Linked DNA regions of Homo sapiens: region 2 is linked to region 1. A link is a contact called in ENCODE Hi-C or POLR2A ChIA-PET data. All regions are on one chromosome and are shown on one strand. The core of a region is the stretch at or near the end of the contact, and the rest is flanking DNA. Distances in the headings are between cores, read along the strand shown. Region 1 has its middle 7.8 kb from the start of HIF3A. Region 2 overlaps PNMA8A (PNMA family member 8A).

Region 1 (3,237 bases), core at 443-2,942:
TTTCTGACAGAGTCTCACTCTGTTGCCCAGGCTGGAGTGCTGTGGTTCAATCTTGGCTCACTGCAACTTCCACCTCCCCGGTTCAAGCAATTCTCCTGTCTCAGCCTCTCGAGTAGCTGGGACTACAGGTGTGCACCATCACACCCAGCTAATTTTTTTGTATTTTTTATAGAGATGGGGTTTTGCCATGTTGGCCAGGCTGGTCTCAAACTCCTGACCTCAAGTGATCCAACTGCCTTGGCCTTGCAAAGTGCTGGGATTACAGGCATGAGCCACTGTGCCCGGCCTGAGTTAGGTTTTAAAGAAGGGAAAAGTCTTCAACTAGGAAAGAGCTGGAACTTCCCTAGTTTACAAACCACCCCAGTGAAAAGATTTGCTTTGCTTACAGATCTGCAATCTGGGCAGGGCTCAGCAGGTATGGCTCATCTTTGCTGCACTTGACACCCCTTGGGGTGGCTTAAAAGGCTGTGGACTGGAATGATCTGAAGCTTTCTCACTCACCTGTCTGGCAGTTGATGCTGCCTATCAGCTGGGACCTCACCTGGGCCCTGTGGCTGGAACTTCTACTTGTGACCTTTCCCTGTGGCTGCTTGGGCTTCCTCATATCATGGCAGCTAGGTCCCAGAGGCCAGTGGTGGGGAAGGGGTAGGGAGAGGGAGGCTGAGAGAGAGAAGGGAAGGGAAGGGAAAGGACAAGAAAAAGCCGTGTCTGCTTTTATGACTTAGCCTTGGAAGTCACACAGGCATATAGTGTCACTTCTGCACCCCCCCAACCCTTTTTTTCCCCTCTGTCAAGGCAATCACAAAGTTCTGCCCAGCTTCAAGAAAAGGAAAATACTCTGCCTTTTGATGGGAGGGGCAAGCTACCACAAGGGAGAGCATGTGAGACTCAAAATATTACTGTGACCATTTCCAGGAAATGTCAACTGCCACACTCTTCATAGCACCGTATCTAGCTATGAAGCACAATATCTAGCTAGGTCCCATAGCCCCTGGGACCTAGCTGCCATGATGTGAGGAAGCCCAAGGAGCCACATGGAAAGGTGATAAGTAGATGTTCCAGCCGCAGGTGCCAGGTGAGCTCCACCTATGAGTGGCAGCCTGGAGGTGGAGTCATAGGCCTTGGGATACTGGGGAATAAATGCTTGTCTTATTGACAGGGAAAGAGGGTTCAGCAACAAAAACTCAGACCTGTGCATGAACCCAGTTCTGATAAGCCAGTGTTGCTGGCCATGGTCTCCTGCACATCTTCATGGATATTCTACTTACCATCAGGTCTGGTTATCTTTATTGGGTATGACTCACATCCTATTGGCCACAGGAAGTCACATGACCAACCCTGACCTCAGTGGGTCAGGGAATGTATTTGACATACTCAAGAAGACATGTAAAGTCACATGGTACAGTCATGGATGTATAATTCTATAACAAGTAGGAAGGGTGAGTTCACTTCTGTTGACTCATCCTCCCTACTGCTCAAGGCTGGGGAGAATTGCTCCTGACCTATTCATAGCTACCTCTTGTGATCGGATTTTATCTCCAGTCTCCCCTTGCCCAACTCTGACTCCTAACAAGGTCCTTGGATTTAAAAAGTCCAGCTGCCACCCCTGGAACACTGCCAGGGGCAGAAAATCCCTCCAAACCCAAGCCAAGGCCAACCCAGAATCAGGTGATGGAAATAAACAGCACCAGTTCCAAGCATGATGCACAGATCCTGTGCCAAGCGCTGTCCTGAGCCCTTGGCATTCCTGTTCACATTGGAATGTCACAGCAGCCCCATTAAGTGGGCTCCAATGTTTTCCTATAGTGGACTCTGGAGCCAGGCTGCCTGCATTCTAATCCCATCATTTACCAGCTGCAGAACCTTGAACAAATTACTTAACCTCTCTGTGACTCATAGAGTTAGTTCCGTCCGTCCGTCTGTCCGTCCCTCCCTCCCTCCCTCCCTCCCTTCCTCTCCTTCTCTCTCTGTCTCTCTTCCTTCCCTTCCCCTTCCCTTCCTTCCTTCCTCCTTCCTTCATTTCTTTTTTTTTTTTTTTTTTGAGATGGAGTCTCACTCTGTTGCCCAGTCTGGAGTGCAATGGCAATCTCAGCTCACTACAACCTCTGCCTCCCATATTCAAGTAATTCTCGTGCCTCAGCCTCCCGAGTAGCCGGGATTACAGGTGTGCGCCACTATGTCCGGCTAATTTTTGTATTTTTAGTAGAGACGGGGTTTCACCATGTTAGCCAGGCTGGTCTCGAACTCCTGACCTCAGGTGATCTGCCTGCCTTGGCCTCCCAAAGTGCTGGGATTACAGGTGTGAGCCACTGCATCTGGCTTATTTCCTTCTTTTGAGAGAGGATCTTGCTCTGTCGCCCAGGCTGGAGTACTGTAGCATGAACACAGCTCACTGCAGCCTTGACCAGGGCTCAAGTGATCCTCCTGCCTCAGCTTCCTGAGTAGCTGGGACCACAGGCGCAGACCACCACACCCAGCTAATTTTTAAAATTATTTGTAGAGACAGGGTCTTGCCATGTTGCCCAGGCTGGTCTGGACCTCCTGGTCTCAAGCGATCCTCCCATCTCAGCTCCCAGAGTGCTAGGATTACAGGCGTAAGTCATTTCTTTTTCTTTTTTTGGAGACAGAGTTTCGCTCTTGTTACCCAGGCTGGAGTGCAGTGCTGTGATCTCGGCTTACTGCAACCTCTGCCTCCTGGGTTCAAGCGATTCTCCTGCCTCAACCTCCCGAGTAGCTGGGATTACAGGCATGCCCCACCATGCCCCGCTAATTTTGTATTTTTAGTAGAGATGGGGTTTCTCCATGTTGGTCAGGCTGGTCTCGAACTCCCAACCTCAGGCGATCCGCCTGCCTCGGCCTCACCAAAGTGCTGGGATCACAGGCGTGAGCCACCGCATCTGACCGAGTCATTTCTGAAAAGTTCATTTGATTAAAAAACAAAACAAAACAAAACAAAAACGCCCTCATGGTAGCTTGAATTATTGTTTCCAAATCTCCACTTCCTCCTTGTTATAGAATTATACATCCATGACTGTACCATGTGACTTTACAGGTCCTCTTGAGTATGTCAAATACATTCCCTGACTCACTGATGTCAGGCTTGGTCATGTGACTTCCTGTGGCCAATAGGATGTGAGTCTCACACAATAAAGACGAGACCTGATGTGTCTGCTGGTGGAAGGATGCAGACCTAGGAAGTATTTTCACCAAAATAATTGAACCTGAAATTATTCGGCT
Region 2 (3,237 bases), core at 354-2,853, 180 kb before region 1:
CTAGAACATTCATTCCCCTTTATGCATGAGCAGGGTCACTGTTACACTCATCCATGTTCAGCTTTTCTCCCCCACGCCTTGCTCCCTCCTCGGAATGGTCAGCGACCTCTGCAGGCCCTGGCATTTGGAAGAGCTGGGTGGCCCTGCCATATTCTTCCTCCCGCCTTCCTCTCGTGTAACCAGCGGGGTAAGTTAAGCCAGGACCTTCGCTGCAAACCTGGTTTTATTGCTCCTTCAGTCTCCAGCTTCCATCCTCCAGTTATCTAGCCAGGAGGTCCCAAGAGTTAGTTTTAGGGAAAAAGAATGTCTGCCTAGACCTCAAAGTCTTTGAGTTTTAGAGTCTGTTAGTAAAAATGGCACTTTGATTCCCATTTGGGATGAGCCCTCTCAGGAATCCTGTGGGGAAGGGGGGTGATTATAGGGAAGGACGCAGGCATTCCTAGGTCCCCAGCTCTAATTCCATCCATCTACCCAACTGTCACCATCTTTGCACCAAACTGTCACCATCTTTGCAGCAGAAGGTCACTACTCACATTATAGTAAGAGGGGAAAAAAATCTTTTAAAACTTGGCTGTTGGCCGGGCACGGTGGCTCACGCCTGTAATCCCAGCACTTTGGGAGGCTGAGGCAGGTCGATCACGAGGTCAGGCGTTTAAGACCAGCTTGACCAACATGGTGAAACCCCATCTCTACAAAAATTAGCTGGGCGTGGTGGCGCGCGCCTGTAATCCCAGCTACTCAGGAGGCTGAGGCAGATGAATTGCTTGAATCCAGGAGGCAGAGGTTGCAATGAGCCGAGATTGTGCCACGGCACTCCAGCCTGGGCAGCAGAGTGAGACTCTCTCTCAAAAAAACAAAACTTGGCTGTTAATGTCTGCCCTCTGAATTCAGACACACTATATTAGACCAGACCACCATGTGTCATTGTGTGTGTGTGTGTGTGTGTTTGCGTGCGCATGTGTAGAGGAGAGAGCAGGGTCCCTGAGATAATGGTTTCCAAACTGTATCGTAGCCGTCCACAAAGATGTAATCCAAATCTATTTTTCTCACGTGTTTAAAAAACTGAAAAGTGACTACTCAGATATGTTGGAAGTCACATCGAAGACTATCAGAATATTACCTTGTGTTCATAGGTTAACTTGTTTTTGTACACGTCTTAGTTATTTCAGGCATCTCTTTGCTTAAAATTGAGTTTCTTGTAAATGTGACTGATGAGCGAGGTTAGAAGTGGAAGAAATTCCTGTGCATGTTCTATAATCTGACACCCTGAAAGCAAGTTTCCTTTCGTCATTCACATGCTCTTGTTCTGCCGTGACTGTTCAGGTGTATGGTAGTAAGTAAATGTATTAACATGGTGAACAGTAGTAATATTCTATCATAGAGTATTAGCCCTTGCAAGTTTTCAGGGCGTCTTTTCCGACTTCAGTTTTTGTGATAAAGAATGTGAACAGTTGTTAGATGTTCTCAGTGATTCAACTTTAAAACAAATTTCTCGTGATGATTCATTTCAAAATCCTGAGTGAGTCTGACTGAAAAATACGAGAGAAAAGAGAGTGGTTTCCGTTTGCAGCTACACAGCTGTGTGCATCGACGTTCTCCTGGGGTGTGTGCCAAGCGAAACCCAGGGGTGAATTGGATTCTTGAAGAGACCAAAGCCTGTAACTGTCCAGCTTCTAATTTCAAAACGGGTCCATTAGGGCTTCGTTGTGTTAACAAGTTGACACCATGACTAGTAAATGTAAACGTGTATGTATAAAATAAAGTTTAGCAAATTAAGTGTCCTGTTAAGTCTCTTGTAGGTGAGGATTGCATGGACTATTAAATTTGAGGAAAGGGTTCCCCTTTCCTCAAACAGTGCCCCCAGCCAGATGTGACTGGTTATCAGATACGGGTTCAAGCTTTGAGAATTGTTAATGATCCATGAGAGAAGAAGCCGTTTGTCCTCTTTGCGAATGGCTTTCCACTGATGTGGAAGGATGTCCCACAGATCTTGGGGTTTCTAGAATAGGTATCTGGTGACGCAAATTACCTCAAAGTACCAGTTTATTTTTTTATAAACAGCTGGAAAATGAAAACCTTTCCCTCCCTTCCTATTCCCTCACACAGAAGCCAAGGTCTTTTTTTTTTTTTTTTTTTGAGATGGAGTTTCGCTCTGTCACCCAGGTGGGAGTGCAGTGGCACAGTCTCAGCCCACTGCAGCCTCTACCTCCTGGGCTCAAGTGATCTGCCCACCTCGGCCTCCCAAAGCGTTGGGATTACAGGTGTAAGCCACCATGCCAAGCCAGAAGCTGAGGTCTTTTAGCTAAAAATATAGTTTTCTTCTGGCCCTCCCCTGCCCCTCCCCAGGAACTCCTGAACCAGGGTGGCCACTACATCAGTCACTTGGAATCTGTTCAAGGTACCATTTCGTGGCTCTACCTGCTGATTCAGGATCTCTTCGGGGTTGTACATAGTTATCTGCGTCTTAAACAGTTTCTCCTGAGAATTTTTTTTTTTTTTTTTTGAGACGGAGTCTCGCTCTGTCTCCTAGGCTGGAGTGCAGTATCATGATCTCAGCTCACTGCAACCTCTGCCTCCCGGGTTCAAGCGATTCTCCTGCCTCAGCCTCCCAAGTAGCTGGGACTACAGGGGTGCGCCACCACGCCCAGCTAATATTTTTGTATTTTTTTTAGTAGAGATGGAGTTTCACCATGTTGGCCAGGATGGCCTCGATCTCTGATCTCTTGACCTCGTGATCCGCCCACCTCAGCCTCCCAAAGTGCTGGGATGACAGGCGTGAGCCACCACGCCCAGCCAAGAATTCTATTAATAATACAGGTTGGAGAGCTTCAGGTGGAATAATTCAGACTTGGGGAAACGGAAGTGTCCTTAGGGGTCCAGGTTGAGGTTTTGTGAAAGTGAATGGAGATTATGAGGAAAGATGCGAAAGAGACCAAAAGGGAAGCTGGGATTTGAGGACGCGGAGCTCGTTAGGAACTGCCGTGTACTCATAGAAGCATCTGGATGAAGCTCTATTTATTGGGTGCCCCCACACCCCCACAATGGGAAAAGCCCTATTTGACCAAGATGTTTAAGTACCTCCCACAATAATAGTCACTCCTACTGGTTACACCCAGGCTGTCAGTAAAGTATGAAAGGCCTACGTGCCCTAAAAATGGGGGGAATCCAAGGTTGGGGCACATGAAAGCTCTCTTCAAAGAAACCTCATCGCCCCGGGTGGAGGTGTTCTGTTCAGGG

What was found. Hi-C counts contacts between places; a loop is a spot of excess contacts on that map. ChIA-PET counts read pairs that join two places held with the same protein, here RNA polymerase II (POLR2A). Pooled maps may share reads with other maps.
Region 2: POLR2A ChIA-PET joins it to region 1 with 11 read pairs in BJ. The contact joins two enhancer-like sites. A Hi-C loop is called at or near these places in 2 of 50 pooled maps. POLR2A ChIA-PET finds 5 or more read pairs at or near these places in 2 of 52 experiments (BJ and endothelial cell of umbilical vein).

Annotation. Positions count from the first base shown.
Region 1 is chr19:46,287,611-46,290,847 of GRCh38, reverse strand. No RefSeq gene overlaps it. Among named protein-coding and RNA genes, the nearest start is that of HIF3A, 7.8 kb to the left of the region's middle. Within about 2 kb of position 1,692, at least 13 of the 41 ENCODE cell types and tissues checked have a DNase peak (open chromatin) inside an H3K27ac peak, as active enhancers do.
Region 2 is chr19:46,465,042-46,468,278 of GRCh38, reverse strand. PNMA8A (PNMA family member 8A) reads left to right here. Exons shown (of 3, transcript NM_018215.4): 3 at 1-1,776. Among named protein-coding and RNA genes, the nearest start is that of PNMA8A, 4.9 kb to the left of the region's middle. Within about 2 kb of position 1,603, at least 9 of the 41 ENCODE cell types and tissues checked have a DNase peak (open chromatin) inside an H3K27ac peak, as active enhancers do.